Linked DNA regions of Homo sapiens: region 2 is linked to region 1. A link is a contact called in ENCODE Hi-C data. All regions are on one chromosome and are shown on one strand. The core of a region is the stretch at or near the end of the contact, and the rest is flanking DNA. Distances in the headings are between cores, read along the strand shown.

The links. A loop is a pair of places that touch in the nucleus more often than their neighbours do. Pooled maps may share reads with other maps.
Region 2: a loop to region 1 is called in a pooled map, with 12 times the contacts of the local background. The contact joins the promoter of ELL here to the promoter of IER2 in region 1. A Hi-C loop is called at or near these places in 2 of 37 single-sample maps with no recorded cell type and 5 of 50 pooled maps.

What each region holds. Positions count from the first base shown.
Region 1 is chr19:13,143,929-13,151,850 of GRCh38, reverse strand. It overlaps IER2 (immediate early response 2), which reads right to left and starts at 1,440. Exons shown (of 2, transcript NM_004907.3): 1 at 1,299-1,440. It overlaps STX10 (syntaxin 10), which reads left to right and starts at 1,476. Exons shown (of 8, transcript NM_003765.3): 1 at 1,476-1,712; 2 at 1,954-2,123; 3 at 2,258-2,352; 4 at 2,760-2,822; 5 at 6,456-6,563; 6 at 6,981-7,087; 7 at 7,180-7,274; 8 at 7,365-7,793. The coding sequence starts at 1,678. The coding sequence ends at 7,441. RefSeq lists silencers at 1-165, 1,716-1,875, 1,916-1,965 and enhancers at 1,306-1,375, 1,396-1,595.
Region 2 is chr19:18,518,349-18,526,270 of GRCh38, reverse strand. ELL (elongation factor for RNA polymerase II) reads left to right here and starts at 4,201. Exons shown (of 12, transcript NM_006532.4): 1 at 4,201-4,350. The coding sequence starts at 4,216. RefSeq lists enhancers at 3,708-4,037, 4,181-4,696, 4,697-5,212 and silencers at 4,428-4,737, 5,468-5,517.

The DNA of each region.
Region 1 (7,922 bases), core at 191-2,690:
GGGCCCGTGATCGCCTTAGCGGCCGGCGGCGGGGCTTCCGGGGGGGGGGCGCGGAGGGGCGGGGCTTTGCGCTCCGGCCACGCCCCTCCCCATCCCCGACCCGGGCAGCCGGAGCAGGCTGGAGCCCCAGGCTTCCTGACTCGCATTCCAGCCGGGTGGGGGAAGAGGAGAGTTTCACTTCCTTCCCTCCAGGGGCCAGGAAGGCGTGACGCCAGGAAAGCACCCCGCAGCGGGTAGGGGCGACCTGAGGGCTCCCAGGGACGCCATCTCCCAGAGACGCTGCAGAACGACCCTGCATACACAGGAGACGACCCGCTGAGGCCCCCTTCATCCCATCTCTCCTCTTCCCAATTATTTCCCCCATACAAGGCCCCCTCCCAGGTTATTCCTGACCCCTGCCCCACACTGATCTTCTCAGGCCTTGGGACACCCTCCCGTCCCGCCCTTCCCCCGCACGCTGGGAACTCAAAAGTTATTCCCCCCTAAAATACCCTTCCCAAACTCGTCCCCATTCAACGATGGTGCCAGACTGCGACGACCTGCCGAAGACGCAGGCCGTCCCCACCCCGCTAACCTTACCACGGAGACCCCACAATGATTTCCCCAGCCCAGGCGCTATCTCTGAGACCCCACGCAGCAACTCTGACGCGCAAGGGGGCGACCCTCCGAGGACTCCCTCAGATAACCCGCCCACCCTCCAGGGGAGACCAGGCCCCCTATCACTCAAAAAAAGTGCTTTCCCGAAGCTCCCCAACACACAGCGCCACTGTCACACATAGGGACGACCCTGAGTCCCTCCGCTGATATTCCTGGCCCCTACCCAGACGGAGACCCCACACACAGAGGGCCCCCCTGGAGACCATCCTCAAAGCCACCACCCGCTACCCCCAGGCTCGCACCCAGAAAGACTCCGCGCTTCTGAAGAAACCCACCTCCACGCACTTTCTCAAAGGTGACCTCCCCCCGCTGCTGGCATATCTGGGACCCCCTCACGACCACCTCGCCCCAAGGCGACCTCGAAGTGCCCCCAACTCCGCCACTTCTCAGGAAAGAGATTGGGAGAATGCGGCAGAACTCCCCGGAGGAGCAGGCCCGCTCCTCACCGCGCCCCCGCAGGGAGAAGGGAGGACCACCTCTCCCCCAGACCCTAGCCAAACCTGACACTCGGGACCCTGGGATGGGACGATCTCCCAGGTGCCAGCTCAGGGAGTCCATGAAAAGCTTCAACGAATCGAATGAGCCCCTTCCCCAGCCATAATACCCAGCCGCCAGAGATGAGGGAGGCTATCATTATTTACATTGCCCGTGCCTGGAAGGGAAACTGAAGTTGCGCAGGAACAATCCGAGGAACTGGGCCTTGAACCGAAATTCCGAACTCGGACCCGAATAGGCCCAGACAGAACTCCGACACCGCCCCCTACGGTGCGGCACGAGAGGGCTAAGGGGCGGGGGCATGTGCACCGGAAGCTGCCTCTGCCCACAACCAAGATGGCTGAGGAGAGGGCGGAAGTGTCCGCACGTCGGGCCTCCGAGGCTTCTCTTTCTCCCCTGGCGGTCCGGCTCTCGATGGTGGCGTGACGGGGGCGGGGGTGGCGGCGCGTTCTCCTCGGTTGGGAGGGAACCAGCCCGCGAACCCAGGCCGGGAGGGGGGTTCGGCCTGGGGGGGAAGGGACTGACATGTCTCTCGAAGACCCCTTTTTTGTAGTCCGAGGGTGAGTGACAACGACGGGGGAGGGCGGAGGGTGCTCTGTACCCAAGCCAGCCAGTGCCCGGGTGCCGGCCCCAGCGTGCCCGGCGGGCTGGGCAAGGCCGTCGGGGTGCAGAGTGGGAGGCGCACGCAGGGGTATATAGGGGTCTCCGGAGTCCCCCATGCGTTTGGGTTTGCAGTCGGGGGCAGAGGCAGGCGGGAGGACCGCCTGCCCCCAGCCGCGCCCGCCGTGCCCCTGCCCGCAGCGAGGTGCAGAAGGCGGTGAACACGGCCCGCGGGCTGTACCAGCGCTGGTGCGAGCTCCTGCAGGAAAGCGCGGCGGTCGGACGCGAGGAGCTGGACTGGACGACCAATGAGCTGCGGAATGGCCTGCGCAGCATCGAGTGGGACCTCGAGGACCTGGAAGAGACCATCGATATCCTGGGGCTTTGTGGCAGAGGGTGGCATGGGAGAGCCCATTGCGGTGGCAGCCCACCTTCGGGTAGGGCTGGACCCCTAGGGACGGGGATGATATCTGGCTCCGGCCTTGACCCTTGACTCTCAGCCCACGTATAGTGGAAGCCAACCCAGGCAAGTTCAAGCTCCCAGCCGGGGACCTGCAGGAGAGAAAGGTGTTCGTGGAGCGGATGCGAGAGGCAGTCCAGGTCAGGAAAGGTCCTGCAGGCGGGGAGTGGGGGAAGGTTTGAGTGTGTTTTTTTTTCTTTCTTTCTTTCTTTTTTTTTTTTTTTTTTGAGACAGAGCCTCGCTCTGTCGCCCAGGCTGGAGTACAGTGTTGCAATCTCGGCTCACTGCAACCTCCGCCTCCCAGGCTCAAGCGATTCTTGTGTCTCAGTCTCCTGAGTAGCTGGGACTACAGGTGCCTGCCACGATACCCGGCTAAGTTTTGTGTTTTTAGTAGAGACGGGGTTTCACCATGTTGATCAGGCTGGTCTCGAACTCCTGACCTCAGGTGATCCACCCGGCTTGGTCTCTCAAAGTGCTAGGATTACAGGCGTGAGCCACCGCGCCCAGCCTGAGTGTCTTTCCTCCCTAATGCTGTCCTTACCTCCAGGAAATGAAGGACCATATGGTCAGCCCAACAGCCGTAGCATTTTTGGAGAGGAATAACAGAGAGGTAAGCCTTCCTGACCCACCCTGCCCACCTGAGCCCCTGGGGGTAACCAAGCCAGATCCCTCTGTGCGTGTTCACCTGTCCCTTTTGCGACAGTGCCCGTCCTCTCTGTGGGCAGTTATCTTCTTGCTGTCTACCTGCCTGCACTTTCTCGGTGTGTGCACCTGAACCTCTCTATGTGTATATGTCCGTGGGTTCCTCTCTACTGTGTCCTCTGGGTCTATACTGGTTTCCTGTTGCAGGAGAGGGCTGGGGGCCTGTGTACCTATCTCCTTTCTGCTTCCATGCCATTTGTCCTGTGTGCACCTGTTTCCAGGACGCATGCCTGCCTTTTACTCTTTTTTTTTTCTTTGAGACAGAGTCTTGTTCTGTTGCCCAGGCTGGAGTGCAGTGGCTTGATCTCAGCTCACTGCAACCTCTGCCTCCTGGGTTCAAGCGATTCTCCTGCCTCAGCCTCCCAAGTAGCTGGGATTACAGGTGCTCGTCACCATGCCAGGGTAACTTCTGTATTTTTTTTTTTTTTTTTTTGAGATGGAGTTTCACTCTTGTTGCCCAGGCTGGAGTGCAATGGTGCAATCTCGGCTCACCGCAATCTCCGCCTCCTGGGTTCAAACAATTCTCCTGCCTCAGCCTCCCGAGTAGCTGGGATTATAGGCATACGCCACCATGCCTGGCTAATTTTGTATTTTTAGTAGAGACGGGGTTTCTCCATGTTGGTCAGGCTGATCTTGAACTCCCAACCTCAGGTGATCCACCTGCCTCAGCCTCCCAAAGTGCTGGAATTACAGGCATGAGCCACTGCGCCTGGCCTAATTTTTGTATTTTTAATAGGGTTTTGTCATGTTGGTCAGTCTGGTCTCAAACCCCTCACATCAACTGATCTGCCTGCCTCAGCCTTCCAAAGTGCTGGGATTACAGGCGTGAGCCATCGCACATAACTTCCTTTTTTTTTTTTTTTTTTTTTTTTTTGAGATGCAGTCTCACTCTGTTGCCAGGCTGGAGTGCAGTGGCGCAGTCTCGGCTCACTGCAACCTCCGCCTCCTGGGCTCAACGATTCTCCAGCCTCAGCCTCCTGAGTAGCTGTAATACAGGCACATGCCACCACACCCGGCTAATTTTTTTTTTTTTTTTTTTTTTTGAGACGGAGTGTTGCTCTGTCGCCCAGGCTGGAGTGCAGTGACGTGATCTCGGCTCACTGCAGCCTCCGCCTCCCGGGTTCAAGCAATTCTGTCTCAGCCTCCCGAGTAGCTGGGATTACAGGCACCCACCACCATGCGTGGCTAAATTTTGTATTTCTAGTAGAGACGGGGCTTCAACATCTTGGCCAGGCTGGTCTTGAACTCTTGACCTCGTGATCCACCTGCCTCGGCCTCCCAAAGTGCTGGGATTACAGGTGTGAGCCACCACGCCCGGCCAATTTTTGTATTTTTAGTAGAGACGGAGTTTCATCATGTTGGCCAGGATGGTCTTGATCTCCTGACCTTGTGATCCACTAGCTTCAGCCTCCCAAAATGCTGAGATTACAGGCGTGAGCCACCGCGCCCGGCCAGCTTCCTTTTTTTTTTTTGAGATGGAGTCTTGGCATGTTGCCCAGGCTGGGGTGCAGTGGTGCAATCTTGACTCACTGAAACCTCCACCTTCCGGGTTCAAGCAATTCTCCTGCCTCAGCCTCCTGGGTAGCTGGGACAACAGGAGTGTGCCACCATGCCCAGCTAATTTTTGTGTTTTTAGTAGAGACAGGGTTTCCCCATGTTGGCCAGGCTGGTCTCAAACTCCCTACCTCAGGTGATCCGCCCCCGCCTTTTCATCTGTGCATGCACCTAACCTATTTGGGTGCGTGCACTTGGCCTCTGAGTGTATCTGCATTTTCCCCCCTCATATCCTAATATCTGCTAGTTTCCTCTGTAATGTGCCTGCCGTGTGTGTGTGTGTGTGTGTGTGTGTGTGTGTGTTTCTGTGTTTCTCCCAACCACCTCTGTCAGTCCACTTTTTCTCTTGGTGTTCTCTGTTGATATTTTTCATATGTTGAGAACCACCAGCCTTTCTCTCTCCCTCATAAGCGTACGTGGGGTCGGGGAGGGTGGGGGACTGAGGCTCCTCCCAGTTTGTCATCCCATAGCAGTGCCCACGTGCCTTCCAGATGTGCTGCCTTGGGGGAATTCAAGTCCAAACTCTAAAATACATCTGTTGGAGCCGGGCACGGTGGCTCACACCTAAAATCTCAGCACTTTGGGAGGCCCAGGCAAGTGGATCACCTGAGGTCAGGCGTTCGAGACCAGCCTGGCCAACATGATGAAACCCTGTCTCTACAAAAAATACAAAAATTAGCCAGGCGTGGTGGTGATCACCTGTAATCTCAGATACTTGGGAAGCTGAGGCAGGAGAATTGCTTGAACCCGGGAGGTGGAGGTTGCAGTGAGGCGAGATCACACCACTGCACTCCAGCCTAGGTGACAGAGCAAGACTCTGTCTCAGACAAACAAACAAACATCTGTTGGGCCAGGCATGGTAGCTCACGCCTGTAATCCCAGCACTTTGGGAGGCTGAGGCAGGTGGATCACTTGAGGTCAGGAGTTCGAGACCAGCCTGGCCAACATGGGGAAACCCTATCACTAGTAAAAATACAAAAATTAGCTGGATGTGGTGGCAGGTGCCTGTAATCCCAGCTAAAATCCCCCCAAAAATAAACAAATAGTAAAATGTGACATTTACTAGCATTACTATGTGTTGGGCACTGCTGTAAGTGTCCCCCATCAATTAATTCTTTAAATCCTCATTTCAACCCAGGAAACACGGATTCTAGCTCTTCCCATTTTATTTTATTTTTTTTTTTTTTGAGGCAAGGTCACTCTGACACCCAGGCTGGAAATGCAGTGGTGCGATCTCAGCTCACTGCAACCACCGCCCCCCAGGTTCAAGCGATTCTGCTGCCTTAGCCTCACAAGTAGCTGGGATTACAGGCATGCACTGCCACACCCGGTAATTTTTTTTTTTTTTTTTTTTTTTGAGAGAAGGTCTTAACCTGTCACCCAGGCTGGAGTGCAGTGGTGTGATCTCGGCTCACTGCAACCTCAGCCTCCCAGGTTCAAGTGATTCTGACCTGCCTCAGCCTCCCTAGTAGCTGGGATTACAGGCACCCGCCACCAAGCCTGGCTAATTTTTGTATTTTTAGTAGAGACGGGATTTCACCATGTTGGCCAGGCTGCTCTCAAACTCTTGACCTCGTGATCCATCTACCTCGGCCTCCCAAAGTGCTGGGATTACAGGTGTGAGCCACTGTGCCCGGCCCAATTTTTGTATTTTTAGTAGAGATGGGGTTTCACCATGTTGGCCAGGCTGGTCTCGAGCTCCTGACCTCAAGTTATCTGCCCACCTCCACCTCCCAGAGTGCTGGGATTACAAGCATGAGCTACCATGCCCCATCCTGCTCTCTGCATTTTACAGATGAGGAAACTGAGGCACAAGGAAGCCAAATGATGGGGTCTCTGGGTCACCTTGCTAGTAAGTGGTGAGTGGGGAATGCAGGCTGTCCTGCCCCAGAGTCTGCCCCCCTGACTTACCACCGTGGGGATTTGCCCCACAGGCCCCGCTGTGAGTTGGGGTCTCTCCCTGAGCCTATGTTGTGTGCCCCTGCAGATACTCGCAGGCAAGCCAGCTGCCCAGAAGTCACCCAGCGACCTGCTGGATGCCAGCGCAGTCTCGGCCACATCTCGCTACATCGAGGAGCAGCAGGCCACACAGCAGGTTTTGGGGCCAGCGGGGTGGATCTTGGGAGGGGAGAGCCTTGCAGACTGATCTGAGGTCTGGGGTCCCTTTTTGTTGTTGTTGTTGTTGATATGGAGTTTCGCTTTGTCGCCCAGGCTGGAGTGCAGTGGCGCGATCTCAGCTCACTGCAACCTCCGCCTCCCAGGTTCCAGTGATTCTCCTGCCTCAGCCTCCCTAGTAGCTGGGATTACAGGCGCCCACCACAATGCCTGGCCAATTTTTATATTTTTAGTAGAGATGGGGTTTCACCATGTTGGCCAGGCTGGTCTCGAACTCCTGGCCTCAAGTGATCCGCCTGTCTCGGCCTCCCAGAGTGCTGGGATTACAGTCATAAGCCATAGCGCCTGGCCTTCTGGGGTCGTTTTCAACAGCATCTCCCACCCCTTCGCTCTGCAGCTGATCATGGATGAACAGGATCAACAGCTGGAGATGGTGTCTGGGAGCATCCAGGTTCTGAAGCACATGTCCGGCCGCGTTGGAGAAGAGCTGGACGAGCAGGGCATGTGAGGCCAGGACCCTGGGGGTGGGCCAGGGGCTCTCGGCCACCCTGGTGTGTCTGGGCCATCTGGGGCTGATGCCATCCTGTTCTTGGCAGCATGCTGGATGCCTTCGCCCAAGAGATGGACCACACCCAGTCCCGCATGGACGGGGTCCTCAGGAAGTTGGCCAAAGTATCCCACATGACGAGTGGTGAGTCCCCTCAGGGGAGGGGTCAGTCCTGGTGGGGGCAGGTTGTAGGTGGTACCCTCTCCCCGTGACCCCTGACCTTCTCGTTCCCAGACCGCCGACAGTGGTGTGCCATCGCCGTGCTAGTGGGGGTGCTTCTCCTCGTTCTCATCTTACTATTCTCTCTCTGACCCCAGCCCTCCCTGGCAGGCTGGTCCCTTAAGCCTGGGGAGCCACCAAGCACTTTGGAGCTGGCCTCGCCCCCTAGGAGGAGAGGGTCCCTCCTGGGTAGCTGGAGAGTAGAGGGTCCCGCCTGGGGAGCTGTCCCCATGGCTCTCCCCTAGAGCCAGTGGGACCCTTCAGGACCCTGGGCTGGAACCACCACCACTGGTCCTGTCTCAAGTGCACTTAGGGGGTGGTGGAGGCAGGGACACCTGAGACACACCTGTCTCCATTTCCAGTTCCAGGACCCCAAAGCCATTTGCCCCTGTGCCTTATACACGTGCCAACCTGGAAATAAAATGTCAGCCTTTTTTATACGTATTTGTGTCGTGTGGTGTGTGTTGACTGCAAATGCGTGACCGAGCCCTGATTGGGACTCCCATTCTAAGCCACTGCTTGCACAAGTGCTCCAGTGTGTGTGTGCACATGTGCGTGTTCCGGATTTCTTTT
Region 2 (7,922 bases), core at 2,952-5,451, 5.4 Mb before region 1:
GGCAAGATGTGTCCAAGACCACACACGGGGTAAGGGGCAGGGTGGGGTCACTGCTTCCATCAGAGAGCTCACCAGGTGGACTATGTGTCCGGGGGGCACCCCAGGGTGATCAACTCACTTGCAATATTGTGGGTGACCTAGTTCCTTTTTTTTTTTTTTTGAGATGGAGTCTCGCTGTGTCACCCAGGCTGGAGTGCAGTGGCGCGATCTCGGCTCACTGCAAACTCCGCCTCCCAGGTTCACGCCATTCTCCTGCCTCAGCCTCCGGAGTAGCTGGGCCTACAGGCGCCTGCCACAATGCCTGGCTAATTTTTTTGTATTTTTAGTAGAGACGGGGTTTCACTGTGTTAGCCAGGATGGTTTCGATCTCCTGACCTCAAGTGATCCACCCGCCTCGGCCTCCCAAAGTGCTGAGATTACAGGCGTGAGCCACCATGCCTGGCCATGGGTAACCTAGTTCTTAAAAATTTCTGCAGACAAAGCCGGACACGGTGGCTCACGCCTGTAATCCCACCACTTTGGGAGGCCGAGGCGGGTGGATCACTTGAGGTCAGGAGTTCGAGACCTACATGGTGAAATCCCGTCTCTACTAAAAATACAAAATTAGCTGGGTGTGGTGGCGTGTGCCTGTAATCCCAGCTACTCAGGAGGCTGAGGCAGGAGAATCACTTGAACCAGGAGGCAGAGGTTGCAGTGAGCCGAGATCGTGCCACTGCACTCCAGCCTGGGCAACAAGAGCAAAACTCCGTCTCAAAACAAAGAAACAAAAATGTCTGCAGACGGCCAGGTGCAGTGGCTTATGGCCTATAATCCTAGCACTTCCTAGCACTTTGGGAGGCTAGGCGACAGGATCTTTTGAACCCAGGAGTTAGAGACCAGCCTGGGCAACATGGAAAAATCTCATCTCTTCAAAAAATACAAAAGATTGGCCCAGTATGGTGGAGCATGCCTGTAATTTCAGCTACTTGGGAGGCTGAGGTGGGAGGATGGGTTGAGCCCAGGAGTTGGAGGCTGCAGTGAGCCGAGATCATGCCACTGCACTCCAGCCTGGGTGACAGAGTGAGAACTTGTCTCCAAAAAAAAAAAAAAAAAAAAAGGCCAGGCATGGTGGCTCACGCCTGTAATCCCAGCACTTTGGGAGGCTGAGGCAGGCGGATCATCGGATCATGAGGTCAGGAGATCGAGACCATCCTGGCTAACACGGTGAAACCCCGTCTACTAAATATACAAAAAATTAGCCAGGCGTGGTGGCACGTGCCTGTAACCCGAGCTACTCGGGCGGCTGAGGCAGGAGAATCGCTTGGACCCAGGAGGCGGAGGCTGCAGTGAACCCGAGATTGTGCCACTGCACTCCAGCCTGGGCGACAGAGTGAGACTCCGTCTCAAAAAAAAAAAAAAAAAAGAAACTTCTGCAGAGCATGCCAACGTCTGATAAGTTCTGCCTTATTTTTCCTGGGGTCTCATTGAGATCCACTGGGGAATCAAATGTAAAGTAGACGTGGAGAAATACTTTTTTTTTTTGGGACCGAGTCTTGCTCTGTCACCCAGGCTGGAGTGCAGTGGCACGATCTCGGCTCACTGCAAGCTCTGCTTCCTGGGTCCAAGCTATTCTCCTGCCTCAGCCTTCTGAGTAGCTGGGATTACAGGCGTGTGCCACCATGCCTGGCTAATTTTAGTGTTTTTAGCAGAGACGGGGTTTCACCATGTTGGTCGTGGTGGTCTCGAACTCCTGACCTCATGATCCAGCCCCCTCGGCCTTCAAAAGTGCTGGGATTACAGGCGTGAGCCACTGGGGGCCTGGCTTTTTTTTTTTTTTTTTTTTTTTTTTTTTGGAGACAGGGTCTTACTCTGTCACTCAGGCTGGAGTGCTGGAATATAGTGGTGCGAACATAGTTCACTACAGCCTCAACCTCCCATGGGCTTGAGAGAGCCTCCCATGTCAGCCTCCGGAGTAGCTGGGACCACAGGGGTGCTCCACCATGCCCGGCTAATTTTTTTAATTTTTTAAATTTTTTTGTAGAGAGGGGGCTTAGCCCTGTTACCCAGGCTGGTCTCAAGCCCTTGGGTGCAAGCGATCCTCCCGTCATGGCATCCCAAAATGCTGGGATTTCAGGTGTGAGACACCTTGCTAGGTCCTGAGTACTGCTCTTATTGCTGTTTCCTGTTTCCGAAGTGAATCCACAGAGGCTCAGAAGCAGGAGGTGCCTTTCACAAGATCACAGAGCGAGCTGGTTGGCCCTCCAAGCCAGCTCCTCCCTTGGCCAGGCGCAGTGGCTCACGCCTGTAGTCCCAGCACTTTGGTAGCCCTAGGCAGGCGGATCACCTGAGGTTGGGAGTTAGAGACCTGATCAATATGGTGAAACCCCGTCTCTACTGAAAATACAAAAATTAGCTGGGCGTGGTGGTGGGCATCTGTAATCCCAGCTACTCGGGAGGCTGAGGCAGGAGAATCGCTTGAACCTGGGAGGCGGAGGTTGCAACGAGCTGAGATGGCACCGTTGCACTCCAGGTTGGGCAACAAGAGTGAAACTCTGTCTCAAAGAAAAAGAAAAAAAAATCTCGGAAATTAGATAGTGGTGACAGCTACACAGCATTGGGAATATATTTTATATGTAAAATGTGACTCAATGAAGTTGCTTTTTAGAAAATGGAAGGCTGGCCGGGCACAGTGGCTCATGCTTGTAATCCCAGCACTTTGGGAGGCCGAGGTGGGTGCATCACTTGAGGTCAGGAGTTCCAGACCAGCCTGACTAACATGGTGAAATCCCGTCTCTACTAAAAATACAAAAAATTAGCTGGGCGTTGTGATGGGCGCCTGCAGTCCCAGCTACTACTCGGGAGGCTGAGGCAGGAGAATTGCTTGAATCCAGGAGGCGGTGGTTGCAGTGAGCCGAGATCACACCACTGCACTCCAGCCTGGGCAAGGAAATCGAAACTCTGTCTAAAAACAAACAAACAAACAAAAACTGGGGGAGGTGGCTCACGCCTGTAATCCTAGCACTTTGGGAGGGCGAGGCGCGCGGATCACCTGAGGTCAGGAGTTCAAGACCAGCCTGGTCAACATGGTGAAACCCCATCTCTACTAAAATACAAAAATTAGCTGGGCATGATGGCGGGCGCCTGTAATCCCAGCTACTCGAGAGGCTGAGACAGGAGAATCGCTTGAATTCAGGAGACGATGGTTGCATTGAGCCGAGATAGCGCCACTGTTCTCCAGTCTGGGCTGATGAGCAAGACTCCGTCTCAAAAAAAAAAAAAAAGAAAAGAAAAGAAAATGGAAGTCTGGGCTTGGTGGCTCACTCCTGTAATCCTAGCATTTCAGCAGACCCAGACAAGGAGGATCAGTTTGAGTTCAGGAGGTCGAGGGTGCAGTGAGCCATGATGGCGCCATTGCACTCCAGCCTGGGCAACACAGCAAGACCCCTCAAAAAAAAATTAAAATAGGAAAATGAAGCTGGACTGCACCATCGCTCAGGGACTGTGGGGATGTAGGATTTTATCCTATTAAAAGTACTCATCTCATAAGAAAAAGTTTACCAGCTCCTCTTCCACCTACCGGTCCAGCACCTTCCCTGGGTGGAAGTCCCATCCACCCCGCCTAAGGGATGCCTTATGTGTCCAACCCAGCGTCCAACGCGCGCGCTCCGTTTACATAGCCACGCCCACCCTCCCGGCCCGCGGCGGGGCCTACCCACCCACGTGTTTCGAGCCGGCTCCGCCCCTCCACGCCCTCTCTGCGGCTTTCCACAGAAGCCAAAGACGGAAGACTGTAGAGATCTCATAAATAATGCATCACGTCAGCGGCTGTAGGGGCGGGGCTTTGACGCGCCTGGCTGGCTGAGTCAGGGTTATGTATAATACTATGGAGGCGGGGCCTGGAGGGGTGCGCGTGTTGAGGCGGAGTTCGTTCACGGAAGTGGCCACCCCTAGGGCCTGAAGAGGCGGGGCCATAAGTGCCTTATGAATATGCAACAACTTGGGGCGTTGACTGTGGGCCTTGTGGGGCCCTCATGGGGCGTGGCCAGGCGCGTCTCCTGAATAATGTAGTGCGCTGCCTGCCGGTGTGGCGGCGACTGTTGGTTTGGTCGGACTCGGGGGGCGTGGCCAGCCGCGTCTCATGAATAATGCAGCGCGTCAGCGGGCGGCGGGGCGGGGCGTGGCCGGCGTGGCGGCGCTGGAGCCGGGAAGGGGGCGCGGGGGAGAGATGGTCGCAAGATGGCGGCGCTGAAGGAGGATAGGAGCTACGGGCTGTCGTGCGGGCGGGTTAGCGACGGCAGCAAGGTGTCGGTGTTCCACGTGAAGCTCACCGACAGTGCCCTGAGGGCCTTCGAGAGCTACCGCGCCAGACAGGTGAGTGGCATGGCGCCCGGCGCGCCAGTGGGGAACGTCCGGACGCGGGCCGGCCTCGCGCTCCCCTCACTGAGGCGTCCGGGCTCGGAGACGCTAGGTCTGTGGTGCTGCTCGCGGGTCCCTGGGCCGGCGGGGCGCGGAGTGGGCGCCAGTCCGGCCTGGAGCGCTGAGAACCGCGTTCCTTCTCAGCACTAGGAGGCAATACAGGCGGGTGGCCCGGGGCTGCTGAGGGGCCCAGACTCGCGCGCCGGGCCCGGGGGGCGTCGGTGTCGGCACCTGGCGGCGTCCGGGGCCTTTCTGGCCTGCTGGGCACCTGGGCAGGGTCCAGTTTGCGCACCTGGCGGCGGGGCGAGGAGGCGGTGGGCCGCACGGTCCCGGCACCGTGATAGGGGGAAGCTGGGGGCTTTTCCATCTGGGGCCGGGGCAGCGCCGTTGGTGGGGGTGACTGTGTCTGTCCTCCTGGGAAGCAGCGATCGTCTGGGTGCCCGGCAGGGGGTGGTCAGCGAGGCACTTGTGGGGGTCTGTTCTGTCTGGGTGGAAGGCTTTGCAGCTGGGGGCTGGCTTTGACGCGTTCCGATGAAGCCACTCAGGTTGGGCCACTTTGGTTCTTGGGACGGGGAGTTTGGGCAGAAACTGACAGCTTGTCCCAGCTTTCTGCTCCCCTTACCCCCAGGTGACCCTCTCTCTCCGGAGAGAGGTTCCTTGGAGAGTGGAAGTGTTGGGGGCGGCTGTGATGTTATCCTCAGGGCACATGTAGGGGATCCCTGCCACCCAGGAGGAAGCTCTGGCTACCACATCTGGCCGCTGACTCTGGAACTTCTCAGAGGCCGATTTGGGCCCATCTGGGGGAAGTTTGAGGCGTTTCGGTTCTGCCACCTGGCTGGTGGTGGGGAGGGGAGGCTGCTGTGTATGTTCTCTTGGGCCTGACTTTGGGGCGCATCTGGGGCCGTGGTCAGAAACCTGCCTTTTTCATTTCTGTTTGTGTCATGGCCCCCCCTCCCCCCGTCTGTGCTGGGTCAGAAGTTGCAGATGACCAGTGGTCAGGTCCCGAGGGGAAGTGGTTTAGGAACCTTGTAACTCCTTTTCTGGAAATTGGGGGCTTCATTGCCCTAAAGGGAGTGGGGGTGGGTCTAGTCTCGGGCTCAGAGAGCCCTGCTCCCTGCGTGTGTGTGTGTTTGTGTATACTGTTGATGGTGGGGGTGGGGGGGTGCCGCGGGCGGGGGAGGAGGGAGACTAACTAGGAAGGAATGTGGCTTTCTTCCTGCCCCGAACTTGTTCAGCTCCATTAGCTAAGCCGAGAATTTCTTCCCCCTGTTTCGTTTCCACCACTCTCCCGGTGCCCACCCCTTCCGTGCTTCTTCCCATGTCTTTGGGCAATTTCCTCCCTGTCCCGGTGTCGCAGTTTTCCCCTTCATGGAATGAGGATTTCATTTTTTTTTGAAAGAGCAAGTTCGCACCTTGTCAAAAAGACTCCCCAAGATGAGGCTAAGGCGCCCCTGCAGGTGAGGAGGAGACAGTGGCAGCGACAGCAGCTGCTGGCCCATGACCAGCCAGAGCCTCTCTTCCTGGTAGAATTCTGGCCCTGGGTCTTTTTCCCTGAGCGATTCTGACTTGTCCTGCAGGAAGGCAGGCTTTCCTAGAAACAGCTGGGGGAGAGCTCGTGAGTCATATAACTACGATGGACTTGGTACCTGGTCACCACTGTCTTCTGTGCTTTAGGAACCAGGAGCTCCGCCTTCTCTCTGATGCTGCCCTCGCTTGCTTTTCAGTCCAGAAGGTCCGCCTGTGTGTCCACCTCATGCTGTCACACTGCTATTTTTACTTTAGGGTATTGGTTACATCCCCTCTCTAAGCTGGATCTTCCTCATGTTAGGGTGAAGGTAACTGTGGACTGTTAAACTCCTCTGGCTCGGAGCCCAGCTGTGTAGGGCAGTGTGTTGACCAGCCAGGAGGGGCTTCCTAGAAGAACTTTTCCAAGCCATCCAGAGCAACTTGGCTGGCTGGATTATATTTTGGGGTGATTCAAACTTGGATTTTTCTCAAAAAGCTGTCTGGTAATTTAAGTGGCTTGGCCACTTTCTTTCTTTCTTTCTTTCTTTTTTTTTTTTTTTTTTGAGATGGAGTTTCACTCTGCTGCCCAGGCTTCATTGAGGTGGCGCGATCCCGGCTCACTGCAGCTTCTGCCTCCCGGGTTCAAGCGATTCTCCTGCCTCAGCCTCCCGAGTAGCTGGGACTACAGGCACGTGCCACCACACCCGGCTAATTTTTGTATTTTTAGTAGAGACAGGGTTTTGCCATGTTGGCCAGGCTGGTCTTGAACTCCTGACCTCCAGTGATCCGTCCTTCTCAGCCTCTAAAAGTGCTGGGACTACAGGCATGAGCCACTGCTCCCAGCCAGCTTGGCTACTTTCGAATTTAATCTTGCCCATGGGGCAGTATAGTGGATGGACTTTTCTAAGGCACGGCAGCTCCGTGCTCTCTGTGGTTTTGGGTAGTGAGCTTGAGGAAGGTGGCTTGAAGAACTTGATTGTGTAACCAGAGAAATATACTGGTTATGGACAAACTCTCATGTGGACAACTCTATCACCCAGAAGCCAGAGTTTTGTATTCCTCGATGCTGTGGTTATATAGTTTGCCAATTGCAACTTGTGGAGAGGGCTTTTATTTTTAATTTCTTTTTTTTTTTTTTGAGACGGAGTCTTGCTCTGTTGTCCAGGCTGGAGTGCAGTGGTGCGATTTTTCGTGTTAGCCAGGATGGTTTCGATCTCCTGACTTTGTGATCTGCCCACCTCGGCCTCCCAAAGTGCTGGGATTACAGGCGTGACCAACCGTGCCCGGCCTATTTTTAGTTTTTAATTGTGAAGAGGCTTTTACAAATTCAGGTGTGGCAGGGGCTAGAAAGGAACTTGCTGTGGAACTTTCTCTGTGGCTCCCAGGAGCAGGTAATCCTAGCTCTGGGAACAGCCCAGGTAGAAGCCCTCCTGTTTTCTCTCCCCAGAGGGCTCTGGTGTTGACCTGGTAGCCAGCTGGAGCAGCGTGGTGGAAGGTAAAGGCGCAGCAGTACACATAGCTGCTGGCCTTCTCACTCTACCTTGGACTTTGTGCAGTTTTTCTTTCCTTTTTTTTTTTTGAGACAGGGTCTTGCCCTGTCGCCCAAGCTGGATTGCGCTGGCGTGATCTCAGCTCACTGCAACCTCCGCCTCCCGGGTTCAAGTGATTCTCCTGCCTCAGCCTACCAAGTAGCTGGGATTACAGGCACGCATCACCGTGCCTGGCTAATTTTTGTATTTTTGGTAGAGATGGGGTTTTACCATGTGGTCAGGATGGTCTCAAACTCCTGACCCCTCAAGTGATCCATCTGCCTCAGCCTCCCAAAGTGCTGGGATTATAAGCTTGAGTCGCCACGCTGGGCCCCCTTTTTTTTTTTTTTTGAGACAGGGTTTTGCTCCATTGTCCAGGCTGGAGTGCAATGGCATGATCATAGCTCACTGCAGCCTCGAACTACCACCCTCCTGCTTCAGTCTCCTGAGTAGCTGGGGCCACAGGTGTGCACCACTGCACCTGGCTAAGTT